Linked DNA regions of Homo sapiens: regions 1, 3 and 4 are each linked to region 2. A link is a contact called in ENCODE Hi-C or POLR2A ChIA-PET data. All regions are on one chromosome and are shown on one strand. Each heading gives the region's core, a stretch centred on a gene start or an enhancer-like site at or near the end of the contact. The rest is flanking DNA. Distances are from core to core; before and after follow the strand shown. Region 1 overlaps SMPD3 (sphingomyelin phosphodiesterase 3). Region 2 overlaps CDH3 (cadherin 3). Region 3 overlaps CDH1 (cadherin 1). Region 4 holds the start of TANGO6 (transport and golgi organization 6 homolog).

Evidence for each region. A loop is a pair of places that touch in the nucleus more often than their neighbours do. ChIA-PET counts read pairs that join two places held with the same protein, here RNA polymerase II (POLR2A). Pooled maps may share reads with other maps.
Region 1: a loop to region 2 is called in a pooled map, with 3 times the contacts of the local background. The contact joins two enhancer-like sites. A Hi-C loop is called at or near these places in 2 of 50 pooled maps. POLR2A ChIA-PET finds 5 or more read pairs at or near these places in 2 of 52 experiments (HepG2 and activated CD4-positive, alpha-beta T cell).
Region 3: a pooled map shows a loop between it and region 2 (4-fold over the local background). The contact joins two enhancer-like sites. A Hi-C loop is called at or near these places in 1 of 37 single-sample maps with no recorded cell type and 5 of 50 pooled maps. POLR2A ChIA-PET finds 5 or more read pairs at or near these places in 6 of 52 experiments (AG04450, WTC11, activated CD8-positive, alpha-beta memory T cell and 2 more).
Region 4: a pooled map shows a loop between it and region 2 (5-fold over the local background). The contact joins the promoter of TANGO6 here to the enhancer-like site in region 2. A Hi-C loop is called at or near these places in 7 of 50 pooled maps. POLR2A ChIA-PET finds 5 or more read pairs at or near these places in 5 of 52 experiments (AG04450, Caco-2, H1 and 2 more).

The regions. Positions count from the first base shown.
Region 1 is chr16:68,415,849-68,420,654 of GRCh38, reverse strand. The region is part of intron 1 of SMPD3 (sphingomyelin phosphodiesterase 3); the gene reads left to right. Among named protein-coding and RNA genes, the nearest start is that of SMPD3, 30 kb to the left of the region's middle. Within about 2 kb of position 2,539, at least 18 of the 41 ENCODE cell types and tissues checked have a DNase peak (open chromatin) inside an H3K27ac peak, as active enhancers do.
Region 2 is chr16:68,665,667-68,670,492 of GRCh38, reverse strand. All of the region lies in intron 2 of CDH3 (cadherin 3), which reads right to left. Among named protein-coding and RNA genes, the nearest start is that of CDH3-AS1, 22 kb to the right of the region's middle. Within about 2 kb of position 2,277, at least 3 of the 41 ENCODE cell types and tissues checked have a DNase peak (open chromatin) inside an H3K27ac peak, as active enhancers do.
Region 3 is chr16:68,797,137-68,801,685 of GRCh38, reverse strand. CDH1 (cadherin 1) reads right to left here. Exons shown (of 16, transcript NM_004360.5): 3 at 1-16. Among named protein-coding and RNA genes, the nearest start is that of TANGO6, 44 kb to the left of the region's middle. Within about 2 kb of position 1,250, at least 6 of the 41 ENCODE cell types and tissues checked have a DNase peak (open chromatin) inside an H3K27ac peak, as active enhancers do.
Region 4 is chr16:68,840,813-68,845,340 of GRCh38, reverse strand. TANGO6 (transport and golgi organization 6 homolog) reads right to left here and starts at 1,810. Exons shown (of 18, transcript NM_024562.2): 1 at 1,630-1,810. The coding sequence starts at 1,723. RefSeq lists an enhancer at 1,570-1,839.

The sequences.
Region 1 (4,806 bases), core at 1,290-3,789, 250 kb after region 2:
GAGTAGTCCTGATCAGCTGGTTCAAAAGCAGCTTAGCTGGAGGAGGCAGGCCTGCCTAGGAGCCACTTAACTCACCTGGCCCTTATCTCCCATGCATTAAGTTGAGGCAATAAAACGCCCCTCCCTGCTGGGCAGGGATAATGGGAGGACTGTCAGGTAATGGTGAAGCATCCCTTTTAAGCCTGGGTAACCAGGCTATTAGCCTAGCCAGAGGGAGCCAACTGGAAGATCATATAGGCTCCGTACCAGGCTGAGTGTCTTTGGACAAGTCCCTCAACTTCTCTGAACCTCAATTTCCTCATCTGCAAAGTGGGACAATAACAATTGTACCTTTTTCCTTATAGGATTGCGAAGTTCAAATGAAATGGATATGAAAGGTGCCTATAGTAATGATATTAGTAATAAGAATAATGGCCGGGCATGGTGGCTCACACGTATAATCCCAGCACTTTGGGAGGCTGAGGCAGATGGATCACCTGAGGTCAGGAGTTCGGTACCAGCCTGGCCAACATGGCAAAACCTGTGCATGCCTGTGGTCTCAGCTACTTGGGAGACAGGTGGGAGGATTGCTTGAGCCTAGGAGGTTGAGGCTGCAGTGAGCCAAGATCACACCACTGCACTCCAGGCCATGTGACAAGAAAGACACTATCTCTTAAAAAAAAAAAAAAAAAAGCAATAGCTATTCGGGATACTACATGTTCCAATAATCAGCTACTCTGATCCCCACTTTACAGATGAGGGAGCCCAAGAACAAAGTGACCTCCAAGTTCCCACAATTAGTGATAGGTGGAGCTGGAACTCAGGCAGTCTGGCTTCAAAGTCTGTTCTCTCCCCCACTCTCTGATGCTGCCTTTATCATTAGTGTCATTATACTCATTTTAGGAGTAAGGCTTCATTATGGTTGTCATCTTCATCATCATCATTACATGGGGTTCATGGAAGCTGGGCCCTGGGGCATCTGTGCTATGTTGGAGGTGAGGAGGGTTCTCTCTATCTTCCATAGGAAGGGAGGAAAGTTATTGTTGTCAAGATAGAGGTGAAGTACATGGTTTTTCTCTTACCAAAACTCTGGAGATGCAAGGAAATGTGTAACAGGATTTGAGGAAAGACAGTCAACAGATGTTGGATGCTGCATCCCCATCCTGCCCCATCCCTCTGGCTAGGCGTTGAGGGGGACATTGTCCCCACATGTGATATACAATGAGCTGCCTGTGGGTGATAGGGCAGTAGATTCCTGGCCACCCAGCCATCACCTGTTTCTCCCGCACTGGCTGATCCCCCAAAGGAAGGTTCCAGAGACCTGACACAAAATCCTCAGTCTTGTTAATGTGCTCAATGCATGTTCCAGAACTTCAGCCAGTCCCTGCAGTGGGACCCTGGCTCAAGCGCCATCAACCTTGACTTCTTCCTGTCTCATTGGTGGCCATAGCTGCTCTGGGCAGCTTCCTCCAAGACCCCCCGACCCTCCTAAACCAGCCTTAGAGGGTATGGTCCAGCATCCCTTACCCCTCCAGGACTAGACAGCCCAGCCAGATACTAGCTGTGGCCCCTAGCCACTACTTCTTCATCCCTCTCACCTCTCCTGAGGCCTATTTCTACAAATAGACCATACTGGGGCCTGCCCTGTACCCAGCTTTGCCCTCATGCCACACTCTCTCCATCCTGTCCTTGACCCCTTCCTCAGCATCCTGCACTCACACCATCCCTTTCTCCCCTCTAGGAGGATACATCTAGCAGACCCATTCTAGACCCAGCATACAGAAGGTTCCCTGCTCTGGCCTTCTCATCACCCAAAAGGACAAGAAAGTCCAGACCCATCTTTAGACAAGCTCAAGACTATGGTTCAGGCCCACCTGACATTTACAAGGAGACAGAGCCAGGGGCAGGCTTACTTTAGAAATGAACAAAAGAGTTTCCCAAGCTACCTCCCCTTTGAAATGGGCATCCCTGTTCTCATATGGGATCCAAACTGGTTTGCAAGGTAACGTGTGGTATATGGGGTGCTAGTGTAGACTATAAAATGCATTGAATCCTCCTCTGCTGCCTGCAGGGGGATGTGATGTCAACATGGATGTTGTTCTTTGCCTTCCCCATTTGCCTTTTGGGGAATATGTCCCTATCAGGAAAGTGAGTCTCTCACCCTAGGAAAGCTCTCTACTTTAAAAAATTTAGTGCAATTCTTTTTATATCAGATGGTTATATTTAAAGTATTCAAAGGCCTAGATTTGCATCGTCTTGGTTAAATTACTCATCACCCATCTCTCATCTACAACCTTTTTTTTTTTTTCATTTTATGAAGGCTTCATTTACATAAAGAGTCTTAGTTTTCCTCCAGCCAAGTAGGTGCTCATTTCTCTTGTGGGTATTTGAGTCATGTATCTACCTGCCTGGATGAACTCGGTGGGCATCTACACGGGACCTTCTGCTGCGGCACACCGTCTGCTGTGAGCTGCAGGTGCCTGGGTAGGCATCTTTCTCCCATGAGAAAGTGAAACCCAACAAGCCAGAAATGCACCTTGGCTGACAGCCCGCACACAACAGGAAGGGAGTGGGGGCAGATCCGGCAACATGATAGGGCACTTTCTTGAGAGCACAGGATTTTATAAAAAGTTGTTATGAATGTGTACCATTTATTGAGCACTTGATATGTACCAGGCATGTGCTTGTTGTATTTTTCTTCAGAATAATTATGTGATGCAGGCATCAGGCCCACTCCTTGGCTGAATAAACTAGGGCTTAGAGAAGTTGTAACTTGGCAAATGTCCCAGAGCTGGTAACCGGCAGACAGGTCTGTCTGACACCACACCCCCATGGCTGTATGTATGTGTTTACTCATTTATACCCTACTTCATTCCACGCAGGGTTTGAGGCAGCTCAGACGGAGCTGTGTGATATAGCAAAACGACACAAAGAACAATAGCAAGGAAAGCACGTTAAGGGAACTCTGAAGGTACCAGCATCTTTGTCTAGTAGCGTGTAGGTCTAGGACTGGTCTCCAAGCTTCCTAGCAGCCAAAGCAAAGAAAGCCCAATCTCTTCCCCAGTTGTTTGTGTTTGTATCATAAACACAATCCAAACACAGACCAAAGGCCAAAAGAAGCACAATATTTCCTAAGTCCAAGTTCAAAAATAAACAAATGTCTCTCAAGTGGCTCCTTAGGGAGGCTTGAATGCAATAAAAGAGTAACAGTAGAACAATTGAGGGGGCTTTGTCAGCAGCCCCAGCATAGCAGGGCCAGAGTGGCTCTGGAGTGGGGTAAGAGGCTATCAATCAACCCAGCCCCTCTTAGCTGAGTCGGGATAGCTGTCATAGCCTGGGTTCCCTGAGTGTGTGCGAATTTGTTGATGAGTTCAGGGAAGTGAAGAAGGCAGGATCAGGCAGATGGAGAAACAGACCCAGACTGTGGGTGCAAATGAGACCTCAGCAGTTCTACAGGGAACTCAGGAGCTGAGATAGCTCCTCAGAGTTGTCCCAGATGGGGGCCAAGGGACCTGGCCTTGGTACCCCCTCCCCATCTGCCAATCATTCAGAAAGGGCTTAATTTTGAGTGAGGCAGTTTGCCTCAGCTGAGGGCAATGCCTAGGGAGGGACACAGCTGTGAGATGTCCCCAGTACCCAGGGGATGGGTGCACCAGCCCTGAAGACAGGGTCTAAGTGGAAACCACGGCAGCCACCCCAAAGAGCCCTTGGGTACAGCTTTTGTGACTGAGTGCCCTGGCAATCAGGAAGCAGCTTTCCAGCCACAGAGCTCTCCTGGGACTGAGGCATCTTCCAGCGACACGGGCCTCCCACCTAGACCTGACAGGCCTCAGGACCAGCCAAGTTGCCCCTGGAATATAGCATGGCCTATGCTCTGACACACCTGTGCTCTGACCCACCGGACAGATAGGGCTTGAAGCCCCAGTGGCTGCATGGGTGACAACAACTTCAGCCTGGAAACTATTAAACACTCACCTAAGGCACACCTACCTACATTCACACAGCTTCAGAAATAAAAGCGCCACAAAGCACCTGGCTTTAGCAGTATTGTTACTTCCTGGTGAACCTGCCAAGGTAAACTGTTTGCTGAGCATACAAGGACGAGGCAGAATAAGGGAACAAGTTTGATGTTGCTGTTAAGAGGGAAACTGCTAGGGTTAGAAGACAACAACGGCCTTAGATTGTGTAAGGTTTGCCGGTAACATTCTGGACAGGAGGGTAGGAGGGATTAGGGAGAAACCCAGCTGGGCGGTGGCAATGATTTGTGGAGGGAAGAGTGGGACGGGAAGTAGAAGCCTGGGACAACTCAGGGTCGGAGGCCCCAGAGAGAGGGAGATGGGAAGGGGCTCACAGGGAACAATGGGGAGACCAGGGAAGAGGGCGAGGCCTAGAGCAGGGGAAAGGGTCGGGCTCTGAGCTATGACCCATGTCAGTTTTCATTCACAGGAGTTCTCCCTGGCCTGGGCCCAGCAGGAAGCGCTGGCACACACCTGATTACGGGCACAGTGGCAGCAGCAACCTGTTACTGTCCTTCATAGAGGTCTGGTCTCAGAGTCTTGCAGGAGGCAGAATCCACAGTTCCATCCAGGTTTCCATTTGGTTCTGCCTGGCTCTTCCAGCAGCCCTTGCAGCGCAGATGTTGTCGGTTTGAATCTGATGTGATGAACTCTTTAAATAGCTACCCTAATGGATAATCAATCATTTCAGAGCTTTAATACTAAATCAGGCCGTTGGACACATCTGGGGGCAAAGCTGTTTGTAAAGGAGCCAAAAACTGCCCTTTCTCTTTTACTTTGTGAGGCAGAATATGTCACATTAAATACCTAA
Region 2 (4,826 bases), core at 1,028-3,527:
AGCAAAACCATTTCAAGAAAAATAAACCCCAACCGGGAATGTGTAGACCCCCAGAACCTTACAGACCATTACCCACCATTTACCACATGAGGAAACTAGGGCTGGGGGTGAGGGGTGGTGGCGGTGAGATGACTAGCCAAAGGTCGAACAGCTTGGAATTAGAATGAGAACCCAGGGTGGTCAGGTTCTAAAGCCAGGTTCGTCAATGCAGCATTCATTCAAGAACTACTTAAGTACTAATGATGTTCTTTTTTTTTTTTTTTTTTTTTGAGACAGAGTCTTGCTCTGTTGCCCAGGCTGGAGTGCAGTGGCGCAATCTCGGCTCACTGCAAGCTCCGCCTTCTAGGTTCACGTCATTCTCCTGCCTCAGCCTCCCGAGTAGCTGGGACTACAGGCGCCCGCCACCAGGCCCGGCTAATTTTTTGTATTTTTAGTAGAGACAGGGTTTCACTATGTTGGTCAGGCTGGTCTCAAACTCAAGTGATCCACCCACCTTGGCCTCCCAAAGTGAGTGACTAAAGGTCACTTTTATTTTTTTGGTAGATACAGGGTCTTGCTGTTTCCCAGGCTGGTCTAGAACTCCTGGGCACAAGTGACCCTCCCACCTTGGCCTCCCAGGGTGCTGGGATTACAGGCATGAGCCACTGTGCCTGGCCACTTTTCTCAATCCTAAAACAGCCCTCTTCCTAAGGGAAGATCTTTAGCCAGTAAAGGGCTAACCAGACAATTCTGTCAATTATTTCCTTTAAGGAGAGACTCAATGACTCCAATCCTCTCCCACCAGGTAACCCAGAAGGAGGCTAATGGATTGACTCCCCTACTACTCAGAAGACTTAATCCCCAAAACTCTGAGAGCTGCTACCGCCCACCCCCCCCGCCACCCCACCAGGAGCTAGAAATCCTCTTCCCGCTGTCTACAAAATCTGCTTCCCACTAGAGTGTACAACTCACTCTACTACCCTGTCTTCTGGCATATTTCCACTGTTACATGGTTCCACATATTTGTAGCACAGTATCTGGGCTGTGCATCTATTTGTAGAAGGGACAGTGTCAATAATCAAGGGGAAGCCAACGGTCATGTATTATAGGTGTATGTGCCTCCCACTCAGGGTGCATATTCCAGATACATCTGAGGAGCTGGCCCCATCAGCTCTAAACTGCTTTGAGTTGGGTACAGAGCACAACCAAGGGGCAATGGTCCAGACTGATAGGAATAAGCTTCAAACACCCACTCTGCTCAGGATACCCAGCTAAGTGTTTTCCTACCCAAATCCTCACAAAATAACCTGCAATGTGGTATTACTTCTCCCAATCTGACAACTCAGGAAACAAGAGGCTGCCAGGGGTTGAACTGCCCCAGGAAGCAGCAAGATCAGGTTTCAAATCCTGAAGGCAGGGAAATAATGAAGAATACGAAATTTGGAGTCCAGAAGACTTGGATTCCAATCCCTATAATGTCACTTATCTATCACATGATTGGGCAAATTGTATGATTATATAGAAGCTCAGTTTCCTCATCTGGAAAATGAAACAATACCTACCTCATCAGGTTATTAGGAAGATTAAATGGGATAGTGTTCAAACAGCACTGAATACTGTGCCTGGCCCAGAGTAAGTAAGGTAAGCTCTCAATAAAAAGGTACCTTAGACTACTTACAATTAACCTAGGCTTCTGACATCCACATCCTGGCCTCTTTCTATGTATACCATCGAAAAATTCTCTCTCAAAGTGGGAAGAAGTTAGCTACAGCTGTATGCTTTACTCAACGGATGAAGCTGATCAAAGATGGTGACACATGGGACCAGAGGGCACAATAGGGAACTGGCTCAGTCTGCATTTGGAGAGGGCTGTTTTGTAGGGGTCCTCTGTGGTTTACCAGAGGAAGCAGAAGACGGAGATTTCATGAAAAAGCTGGCCTTTCTAGGGAAACTTGCTAGGCACATGTAGGAACATGAGTAGTCTTCTCTGCAAGCTATGAGTCAAGACATAGTAAATGGTAAGCCCTGGGGCAGATCATTACAATTTCCTCCCAGATGCTTCCTGGCACCACTGGCTTGTATCACTAGTTTCATAATGAAACTGATACGAAACCAGGTCTCATCATCACTCATCCCTCCTTTACCCCATCTTTTAATAGTCAGCGAAGTAAACTGACTCCTGTTCCTAACTGCAGCATGGTTCCACAAGGCCACACATCTTGGCCAAATCACGGGGGCATGAATGGGCTTGCATCAAACTCTTTCTGGGGCAACTTGATGATGAGCACATGGGGCAATAGTTCAGAATTTAAGGCTGGAAAATGAAAGCCTAAACATAGCTCTTTCTTCCACACCCATCCAGGGCTTCAGACAGTCATTTGACCGCATTAGCCTCAGTTTCTCCCACAAGGATTCTGAATTACAAGGTCAATGAACCTGATGAAGAGGTGCCTGCTCTACCAATATAAATGGACAGCTTTTAGCACTGAGCCTAAATGTACATTCCCTAAAATACTGTCGGGGAAGGGAAAAAGGGAATCAGTAACCTGAGGCTGCTTCTAGAGAAATTAACAATTAATATCATAGGACACATTATAGGTAAAAATAAATAAAAAGAGAAATTAACAACAAAAAAGCCAGAGCTCTATGTATCTGCACTCGATAGAAGACATCCAATGGAAACCAGGAGTCTCTGGCCTATGTTCAAAGCTCCTCTCTAAAGATCATCCTGCCAAGCCTGGCCTCGGGTCCTGAACTGGCGCCACTAATAAAACTTGGGCAAGAAGAGTTTGGTCCCTGGGGTACTAGAGCTATTGGGAAAAGAAAGCTTTTTAAATAGACTTATAAGAATTGATGGATGCTGGGCTAAGAACTCATTCCTCTTATGTTCCAGGCCTGCTTTTAGGTTGGAATTTGCCTAGACACCTCCATACTCCCAAGGGAATACCCTTGAAGGTCAGGAGCTTGTCTCTTCCTGGAGGTGCTATCTGGTCCTGATGTCCAACATTACTGGATGTTCTGGCAAAATAAAACCACCCATCTTTCCGTAGACAAAATGTCCATCAAGTGATCACTCTCCACCAATTTCCCTACTGATCTCTGGGTATTTTGACTAGAGGAAAAGGAAAACATCATCTTAAACATATTGTGGCCAAAAGGCAGCCTGGGGAGTTGGGGGAAGAGATTGCCTAGGAAATTTCTATTCTAGCTTGCTTTAGGGACATACCTAGCTCACAAAACAAACAAATTTGTCCTTATAGCTATCACTACCTTCTGTTAAGGGATTGGGATAAGAGGGCACCGGGGAAAAGTAGGTGGAAGTGACTTGAAGAAAGATTCTGGCATTTTTCCTAAGTAAAACTACATATAGAAAAAAGTTCACCAACTAAGAAATACAAATTAAAAGGGCAAGTGCTGTGTCACAGTTGGGAACCGGGTGCTGCTATATATTGCTAGGGGTGGGGGAATATTAACTGGCACAACCTTTCTGGCAAATTAAAATGCCTTAAACAAGCCCATTGACCCAGGAATTGTGCCAAGATACCATCCCAGATGTGACAAAACCATACCTGCCAGGATGTTCGTGACTTGCTTAATAGGGAAAAAAAGCAAAAAAAGGTCTCAACAACCTAACTCTCAACAGAACAGTTAATTATGCTGTGCCACAGTCACCCAAATGCCTAATCTACAGCCTTAAATACTATAAAAGAAAACCTACCCAGGAAAAAGTATTTTGCAGAGGGGGGAAAAAAGCAGGTCATAAAGCCATTTATAGCATAAGGCTGACAATTATTATATAAAATATTTATAGTTTTATTCTTGTACCAAAAAGAAGAGAGAGAGAGGGGCTGAGCCCTGGTGCCAAGGCTGTGGTCTGCCTCTCTCCGTCACCAAGTATTTTCCACGCACAAGAAAACCAAGATGGTGGCCAGTGAGCCAGACCCGTTTTGAGGAGACCCACGGGAGAGGTCATAGGGCAGCAAAGTGGGGTGGGGGGAAGAGGCTGCACATGCTGGGATCCCAAGAGGCCTTGGGGCTCCTGGATTCACTTGGGACCCACCCCTGGGCATGCTGGGAGGCCCATTGCCCTTGCCTAGCAAGCTTGGGGCAGCTCTGCAAGGGCCTGCCAGAGCCCTGGGTGCACCTATTGGGTGTCCAGGCCTTTTTCCCCAGAGCTGTAAGCAGAGCAGCTCTTGGAGGGCAACAGAACCCAGGTGGAGTGCAGTTACACCTGGCGGATGGCACCCATCTATACACAGGCCCCCTGGACCTGGATCTTCTCACAGATAGGGCTGACGGGGTGTGTGAGGGCCTCAGCTTGCAGCCCTTCTCTGACCCAGCCAAGCAGAAGAGGAAGCTGGGATACTGGGGAGGCAAGCCTGGAGAGTGAGTGGTGAAATCATTCAGACTCGGGCCCTCTGCCTCAGATCAGATACCCTCAACAAAGACTCAGGTGGAAAGATTGGGAAATGGATGATTGATTTCAAATATTCCTTTGAAAAGACAAAGGTCCCGTATGGGTGGTAGGCCCCCATTTTGCCTTCCAGTTTTTCCACAGTAAACATGTATTTGATTTTCAATCAGAATTTGATGTGAGTTTTTCCCCCGACTAGAAAAATTATATGGCAACCCCATGTCGTTGAGGGTGGAGAAAGCAGTTCCAGGGGAGTTTTGGCTGACGAAAGCTCTGCTGTGTTCATCAAGTTCCTCATAACCCTTAGGAGGTGAGTCTTCCCTCCCAGAGTGAAACCCAAACTAGGCACTCTGAGAGTTTGGAACGCGGCTGACTCAGCATGAGGTGTGCTGTCTGGCTCACTGGCTACCATCCTCAAGGACCATGCCAGAAC
Region 3 (4,549 bases), core at 1-2,500, 130 kb before region 2:
CAATCTTCAAAATTCACTGCAGGGCAGAAATCACAGAGATTAGGAAATTGGACAGATTAAAGACAAGAGCATTCCTTCTCCAAAGAGCGAACTTGTGGGAAGACTCCCACAAAACCAAACACAACCAAAACAAACCATAATCTGGTGACAGAACAACAAAGCTATCACCATAATGTTCTTCACAACTACAGGATGACTTCCTTGTGCTCTGATTTCTTTCTCATCTTCTTGTCAATTGAAAATATTATCTTGTCTAGAAAGTAACTTCTCGACTGGGCACAGTGTCTCATGCCTGTAACCCCAGCATTTTGGGAGGCCAAGGTGGGCAGATCACTTGAGGTCAGGAGCTTGAGACCAGCCTGGCCAACATGATGAAACCCTGTCTCTACTAAAAATACAAAAAAAAATTAGCCAGGTTTAGTGGCAGGCGCCTGTAATTGCAGCCACTTGGGAGGCTGAGGCAGGAGAATCTCTTGAACCTGTAAGGTGGAGGTTGCAGTGAGCTGAGATTGCGCCACTGCACTCCAGCCTGGGCAACAGAGCGAGACTCCATCTCAAAAAATAAATAAATAAAAGTAACTAAAACTTTAAAAAGTATTAATACTCTAAAACTGGAGAAGCTGTGGTTGAAGCATCTACACTATACATTAGAATCTCAAAGGACTCATTCAAATAGGTAACCATCAAGCTATATGCCAGACACTGTGTTGGACTGTGAGGACAAAATCGTGACGAAGATACTTAAGGTTTCTGCTCTCATTGAGTTTACACTACTGAGGAAGAGATGGACAAAGACAGAAACTTAAAATTTCAGGCAGTGGTAATAGGTAAAAAGAAATTAAAATAAAAGAGGGTGATATAAGAGTGGCAGAGGAGAAGGGAGTTTGCTGAAGATGTAACATCTATTGCATGGTGAGGGCAGGCCTTTCTGAGGTAGGCCCATCTGAGCTGGGACCTGAAGGAGCCAGCCTTGCAGAAGCCTGGCTCAAAGAAGCTTCCAGGCAGAGGGGAGCAGTCGATAAGACCATTCATTCTAGGAAACTCTCAGCTTGGCCTGTTTTCCTCCCTTTCAAATAATTGTCCGATGGAATTTCTATTTCATCCAAGTTCTCTTTTATAAAAATTCCTGCCGTCCTATCTTACAAGGCTAGACAGGAGGATCAGGTTTCTGCCAGAAAGCCCTTGAAGCCATCCCTGACGCCTAGGCAGCAGTTTTCATTTCTTCCATCAGGGGCCACCCTTGCAAACATTTCTGAAGCCAATAGCCCTGCCCTTGCCAGAGAAAAATAAGACCACGTTTGGGGGTGAGAGGGGAAGTAACAGATTTTCTCCATTTTGAAGATGAAACTGAGGCTCACAGAGGTTAAGAAATTTACCTGACATCCTGTAACTATTAAATGGCAGAGCTGAGACAGCCCTTTAACATGGGTTAGTCTCATGGTTGGCTCTTCCTCTCTCTGGAGAGACCCTATTAAGGCCTTGGTTTTTTTTTTTTTAAATAATATTTTCATAGAGATGGGATCTTGTTATGTTGCCCAGGCTGGTCTTGAACTCCTGGACTCAACCAGTCTTCCTGCCTCGGCCTTCCAAAGTGCTAGGATGACAGGCATAAGCCAGTGTGCCCAGCCAACCTTGGTTTTTTTTTTTTTTTTAATTATTATTACTATTAATTTTTTTTGAGACAGTCTCGCTCTGTTGCCGAGGCTGGAGTGCAGTGGCACGATCTCGGCTCACTGAAACCTCCGCCTCCTGGGTTCAAGCAATTCTGCCTCAGCCTCCCGAGTAGCTGGGATTACAGGCATGTGCCATCACACCTGAATAATTTATGTAATTTTAGTAGAGACAGGGTTTCACCATGTTGTCCAGGCTGGTCTCAAACTCCTGACCTCAGGTGATCCATCCACCTCGCCTCCCAAAGTGCTGGGATTACATGAATGAGCCACCACACCCGGCCCCAACCTTGGTTATTTTTAAAAGGAAGATTATATTAGTTTATAGATAGATTATACCTATAATCTATCTATTCAAAGCCCTACCCTTTGAGAAGTGACAGTATGAGAGGGAGCCCCAACCTGAATTCCAGGTGCTCATAAGACTCATTATCTCCTCATGCAACCTGATCCCCTGGGCTGATTATAGGAAATTATAGGAAAGATTGAAAGGTTCTCCAGCTCCAGTCTTGATCTCTAAGACTGAGATCAGAGGCTACCCCATGCAATAGCTAGGAGTCTGCTACCTGGCAAATAAACTGAGCAACGAAACCAGGAAGAGCTCGTTCATACGAAGGGAGCTGTGTCATTCAAAGAGTCGCCCACCTGACCCTCCCTCCCAGTTTGTTTAAAAAATAAAAATAAAAAATCACCACCATGCCCCAACCCCTACCTTCTCAGCCCTTAGACTGGGTCTACAACTCACTTCCGCAACTTGAAGGAAAGGATGGGGTGAGCAGGGGGAGCCGTAATAAATGATGGGAAGACAGAGACAAGGAAAAAGGGCTGGACCCAGGGTCTGCGACTGGATTATAAAACCAGATTCTGCCATGTTCTTGCTGGGTGGCCTTAGCAAATTGCTAAACCTCTATGGGCCTTGGCCTTCTCTACTATAACATAAAGGTTATCACCACTGTTTGAGTCTACCTCTTTAGGGTTTTGTGAAGACCAAGACAGTGAATGGGATGACATTTTCTAAGTTAAAAAGCAATGAAAGTAGAAGAGATGACTATTATTCCTGTGTATTTGGGTAGACAAGTGTTTGTTAACTGAACAGCTGAGCCATAAGATGATGAAAGAATCAAGAAGAAATGCCAAGTCCTTAAAGGATGGGCAGATACCATCCTTTTAAGTCTAAAATAGGAATTTCTTTTCAAACTAGCAAAACCAGATGCTCTTCAAAGAGTCCTCCCCCACCCCCAGCAGAAGTAATGGGGCAACTAGGTCATCTTTAGGGGCTTGTCATGTAAACAGGGAATGAAGGCTGCACTGAATTCCTTTCTCCAGCCTTCCCAAATTTAGACAGTGAAAGTTGAGACAAGCATGATTGGACTTGCCAAGGGTGGCGGCCTGAAAAAATGAAAATGGTTTTGCAAATAACTTGATCCAAGGCACTTAACCTGCTTTGGGGCACCTCATCTTAATGGTGGTTAAGCCCTACCCTTTGAGAAGTGACAGTATGACGAGGAGCCCCAACCTGAATTCCAGGTGCTCATAAGACTCATTATCTCCCCATGCAACCTGATCCCCTGGGCTGATTATAGGAAATTGTAGGAAAGATTGAAAGGTTCTTCAGCTCCAGAAAGGCTCTGGGAAGCTCACTGTCACGCTGGCAAGGGCTGGGTTGTCTCTGAGCCCAGCAAGTGGGAGGAAAGAAGAATGGCAAAATGTTGAAACTGGAGGATCAGAATACGGGGACTGGGTATATTTCAACATGCCCATAAAAAAAGCTAACAAAAATAAAGCTAACAAGGGTCTAAGTGTTCTTTAACCCAGTATGCCCACCTTTCATAAACTTATTTGGTGACTTGGTGTAAAAACCAAATCCCAACAAAAGAAGCTAAGACCCCACTCCCCACTACTGGCCATCTCCATGTGGGAAAGTCTTTTTTTTTTTTGAGACAGAGTGTCACTCTGTCACCCAGGCTGGAGTGCAATGGTGCAATCTGGGCTCACTGCAACCTCTGCCTCCCAGATTCAAGCAATTCTCCTGCTTCAGCCTCCCGAGTAGCGGGGATTACAGGTGCACACCACCACGCCCAGCTAATTTTTGTATTTTTAGTAGAGACAAGGTTTCACCATGTTGGCCAGGCTGGTCTCGAACTCCTGACCTCAAGTGATCTGCCCGCCTCTGCCTCCCAAACTGCTGGGATTATAGGTGTGAGCCACTGTGCCCAGCTGGGAAAGTCTTTTCATTACAATATCATCACCATCATCAAAAACTGCAGCCTCAACTAAGCTTCAATTAGCTTTTATGAACTATTTTATTCAGATTTTATTTAATTTTATTTGTGTGCTTTTTGAGACAGGTCTCTGTCACCTAGGGTGGAATGCAGTGGTGCAAACACTGCTCACTGCAGCCTTGGCTTTCGGGGCTCAAGCAATCCTCCTGCTTCAGCCTCCTGAGTAGCTGGGGCTACAGGTACATGCCACCATGCCTGGCTAATTTTATTTATTGTAGAGATGGGGTCTGACTACGTTGCCCAGGCTGCTCACAAACTCCTGGGCTCAAGCCATCTTCCCGCTTTGGCCTCCCAAAGTGCTGGGATTACAGAAGTGAATGACTGAGCCCAGCCTCATTTTAATTTTTTGAGAAAGGGTTTTACTCTGTCACCCAGGCTAAAGTGCAGTGGCACAAACGCTAGCTCACCGCAGCCTCAGCTTCCTGGGCTCAAACCATCCTCCCACCTCATCCTCCAGAGTAGCTGAGACTACAGGTGTACTCCACCGCAGCAAATTTTTAATTATTGTTTGTAGGGACAGGGTCTCGCTATGATGCCAAGCCTGGTCATGAACTTCTGACCTCAGGTGATCCACCTGCCTCAGCCTCCCAAAGTTCT
Region 4 (4,528 bases), core at 561-3,060, 180 kb before region 2:
TTCATAACAGATGATTACTTTCAGGATTTTTGCTTATTTAAACGTGTTCTCAGTCATACAATAGAGAGTTGCAGGCCAGGTGTAGTGGCTCAGGCCTGTAATCCCAGCACTTTGGGAGGCCAAGGCAGGCAGATCACTTGAGGTCAGGAGTTCGAGACCAGCCTGGCCAACATGGCAAAACTCCGTCTCTACTAAAAAGACAAAAATTAGCTGGGCATGGTGGTGTGCACCTGTAATCCCAGCTACTCGGGAGGCTGAAGCAGGAGAATCGCTTGAACCTGGGAGGCAGAGGTTGCAGTGAGCCGAGATTGTGCCACTGCACTCCAGCCTGGGCAACAGAGTGAGACCTCATCTCAAAAAAAAAAAAAAAAAAGAGTTGCCGTTAGAAGACAAGTGACCTCTCGATTAGCAACTTAAAATTCTATTTTGCAGTCTGACTCTTAATTGAGACAATGTAGCATATTTACCATACTTTTAGTGGAAATAACCTAAATTCAAATTCTGCCACTTACTAGTCTGACATTGGGCAATTTCCAATGTACCTGAACCTTGGTCCTTCATCCGTAAAAATTGAATACAAGTAGTACCGATCCCAGGGGATCGTAATGAGGATTAAATGATGTGTATGTCAACAGCCTACTATGGGGACTGATACTTAGTAGGCACTCATTTACTAATATTAGTAACTTGTGTTCACTTCCCGCTGGTGTGGTGTAATGTTTGCAGAAGTTTTTGCAGTTTTAAGTATAAAATCTGAGACTGGGAGGTGATCCCCTTTGGCCTTTCATGTGCCCTTGCTAATTCTACAGATCCCTTCCCATCCCTTCCCCCAAATATACACCCCAGTGATAAGCAGAGCTCTATCTTCCACGTCCTTTCCAAAAGCTCCAGATAACATCAGAGCCCCTATACTGAACAATTTGTCTGATTCTGAGAAGGGGGTTCAGTAGATCTCGGGCCTAGGTCCGTGTTCTGCCCCTAATTTGACCACGTGATCTTGGACAGGTTACTTAATTTCTTCAGTGAGCCTTGGGTGTCCTCAGTCGCAAAAGGAGTAGCAGCTTCAACCACTCCCAATATCCCTTCAGATTTTAGACTGGGAAGAAACTGTCCACGCACCACAAAGATTAAAAGCGCCTGGTAACCCCTAAATACTCTCCCCAAACCCATTTCAAACGTCACTGCTTCCGATGTCTGGACTTCTTGGCATTTCGTACAAATCTCAAGGGTCCATGCTGGCCCCTGCGCCCTCACGCGGCTAGGACCTCACATTTCTACGTCGCGGGCGCCCTACCCTCTCTGGAGCTGGGTCCATATCCCCCTCCCAAGAGCGCTGCAGTAAGCACTGAATGAAATAACGGCCCCGCCTGACAGAGCCCAGCACAAGGCAAATGCTCAAGAGATGTTGGCTAATATCAGCAGTCAACGGATCCCGCGCCCTCCTTGAGCCTCAGTTTCCTCAAGAACGTAATGAGGACGGGCATAGACAATGCTCAAAGCCCCCAGCAGCGGGCGGAGGGTCCCGAGGCGGGCCTAAGGGGCGCACGCTGCGGAAGGCAGGGCAGCCCCGGAAGCCGGGCGGCCCTGAGAGTCCCGGGTCCAGCCCGGCGCGGAGATGCGTCCTCTCACCTCCCGGGCTCAGCAGCAGCTTCAATGCCTCCAAAATCCGATCCAGACCGCATGTCTCCTGAGCCCCGCTGCCCACGGCCTGTCGGGCCGCCATGACTGGAGTGTAACACCACGCTCGCGACCCGCTCAGGCGCCTCGGCAGGGCGCCGCCGCCGCCATGTTAAGTGTGGCAGAAGGCTCTGGGCACACTATGGGGCGGGGCCAAATCGATCGGGAACGCCCCCTTCACATTTTTTTTCCGTCCCGGCTTAGTCCGGGGGGTAAGAGGGAACCCAAAAATGGCTAATCTGCCCACGCGCACAATTTCAGAAGCTCAATATGATTAACCGCTATGTAAAGAAGGAAGAGAGAAGTAATGTATCATTAAAGCTATATTTCAATATGAAAATACTCAGGTACTCAACACTGGCAGACATAATGAAGCAGACAGATGCTTCCATCTGCTTACAGTGAAGTATGGATAAGAAAAACAATATTCAGGCTGGGCGCGGTGGCTCACACCTGTAATCGCAGCACTCTGGGAGGCCGAGGCGGGCAGATCACAAGGTCAGGAGTTTGAGACCAACCTGTCCGATATGGTGAAACCCCGTCTCTACTAAACATACAAAAATTAGCCAGGCGTGGTGGCGGGCGCCTGTAGTCCCAGCTACCCGGGAGGCTGAGGCAGGAGAATCGCTCGAAGCTGGGAGGTCGAGGTTGCAGTGAGCCGAGATCACACCACTGCACTCCAGCCTGGGCGACAGAGCGAGACTCCATCTCAAAACAAACAAACAAACAAAACCTAAGTACAGACGTACACACGCATATATATCCATCGTGAATGTAAAGCTACAAATGTTGTTATGGGTAATATGATTTTTTTTTTCAGTGAACTTAGTAAAGTTCCCAGTAAAAGTTCGATCTGTGTTCTGTTTTCATGGTTGATGCATTCCTCGAAAATTCAGGGTCTATCAAAACCATGCCCTCCGCCAAACTGTTTTTATATGTAAAACAGAATGGATTTGAGATTCAGATTATCGGAAACAGGTTTTCACCTACATAAATCCTGGTGGGACGTTGAAAAACCATGTTGTCTGAAAGTCATGCCGCAGACACAGGACAATGTTTTTGAGGGCAGGACCTTTATTTTTATTTTATTTTTTGAGATGGGGTCTCGCTCTGTCGCCTAGGCTGGAGTTCAGTGGCGTGATCTCGGCTCACTGCAACCTCTGCCTCCCAGGCTGAAACAATTATCTGGCCTCAGCCCCCCGAGTAGCTGGGATTACTGGAGTGCCCCAGCATGCCCGGCTAATTTTTGTATTTTTTGTGGAGACAAGGTTTCGCCCTCTTGGCTAGGCTGGTCTTGAGCTCCTCACCTCAAGTGACCTGCCCACCTGGGCCTCCCAAAGTGCTGGGATTACAGGCGTGAGCCACTGCGCCCGGCCCAAAGGACAAACTTCTTAATGGTCCGGTCCTTGGGCGAGAATAAGCTGCGCATAGCTATTACCCTTTTTGGCATGACTCTTGTTTCTTCTTTTCTTTGTCATTTTGGAATGCAGGGCCTGAGAGGGAAAAACGCTAAAAATTTTTTTTTAGAGATGGAGTCTCTATGTTGCCCAGACTTGTCTCAAACTCCTGGCCTCAAGTGATCCTCCTGCCTCAGCCTTCCGAATAAAATCTTGTGTGTGTGTGTGAGACAGAATCTCACTGTCACCCGGGCTGAAGTGCAGTGGTGTGATCTTGGCTCACTCCAACTTCTGCCTCCCCTGCTCAAGTGATCCTCCCGCCTCAGCCTCCCAAGTAGCTGGGACTACAGATGCATGCCACCACACCCGGCTAATTTTTGTAGAGATGGCGTTTCACCATGTCACCCAGGCTGGTCTCAAACTCCTGGGCTCAAGCAATTTGCCCATTTCGACCTTCCAAAATACTGAAATTGCAGGCGTGAGCCACCGGTTCTGGCCTTAAAAATATTTTTGAATGGGAAATAAATCACCTACAAAATTGCCACTGTGCTCTTTTTATTTTGTGTATTCCTTTCCAGGTTTTGTCATTAGACAATGTTTTCTCCATTGTGTATGGGCACAGGTTCATTTGGGAAATAAAAAATTTTAAGAGTATTTTGAGATGTTAAACATTTAGTGAGACGGGGGTAAAGCACTGTGTGGGGAAGGCTTGAGGGGTTTGGTGCAAAAGTACAGGTAGAGGCCCTCACGCCGCCAGCCTAAATGTTTCAGTGTTAGAAATCAAGCGAAGAGACTGGTAACTAAAATATTTTCTATCCTCCTACCTTGAAAATTCTATCAAGTTTGAATTCAAAATTCTCAGACTGTCTCAGAGCTCCACAATGGAGACCTCTGGTCTGACCCATTTTTCTTCTCACCAGCATCTCCATCCTGCACCATGAAGGCTGGGCACTTAGATGTGTGGGCACCCACAGCCCTGCACATTCAGGTTCTGTCCACACCCCACACCCCATCCCTTCCACAGAGCAGCTACCATTTGGCCCCTCTGGGTCTAGAACTGCAGATGGGGGCCGGGCGCGGTGGCTCACACCTGTAATCCCAGCACTTTGGGAGGCAGAGGCGGGTAGATCACAAGGTCAAGAGATTGAGACCATCCTGGCCGACATGGCGAAACCCCATCTCTACTAAAAATACAAAAATTCACTGGGCATAGTGATGTATGCCTATAGTCCCAGCTACTCGGGAGGCTGAGGCAGGAGAACCTCTTGAACCTGGGAGGCGGAGGTTGCAGTGAACCGAGGTCGCGTCACTACACTCCAGCCTGGTGACAAAGGGAGACTTTGTCTCAAAAAAATAAAAAACAAAACAAAACTTCAGACGGGGAGCACAGTGCACCATCCAGAGGGCAGACCCAGGGAAGAGTCCTGCAAAGCCCTAGAAGAAGGCCTGGGATG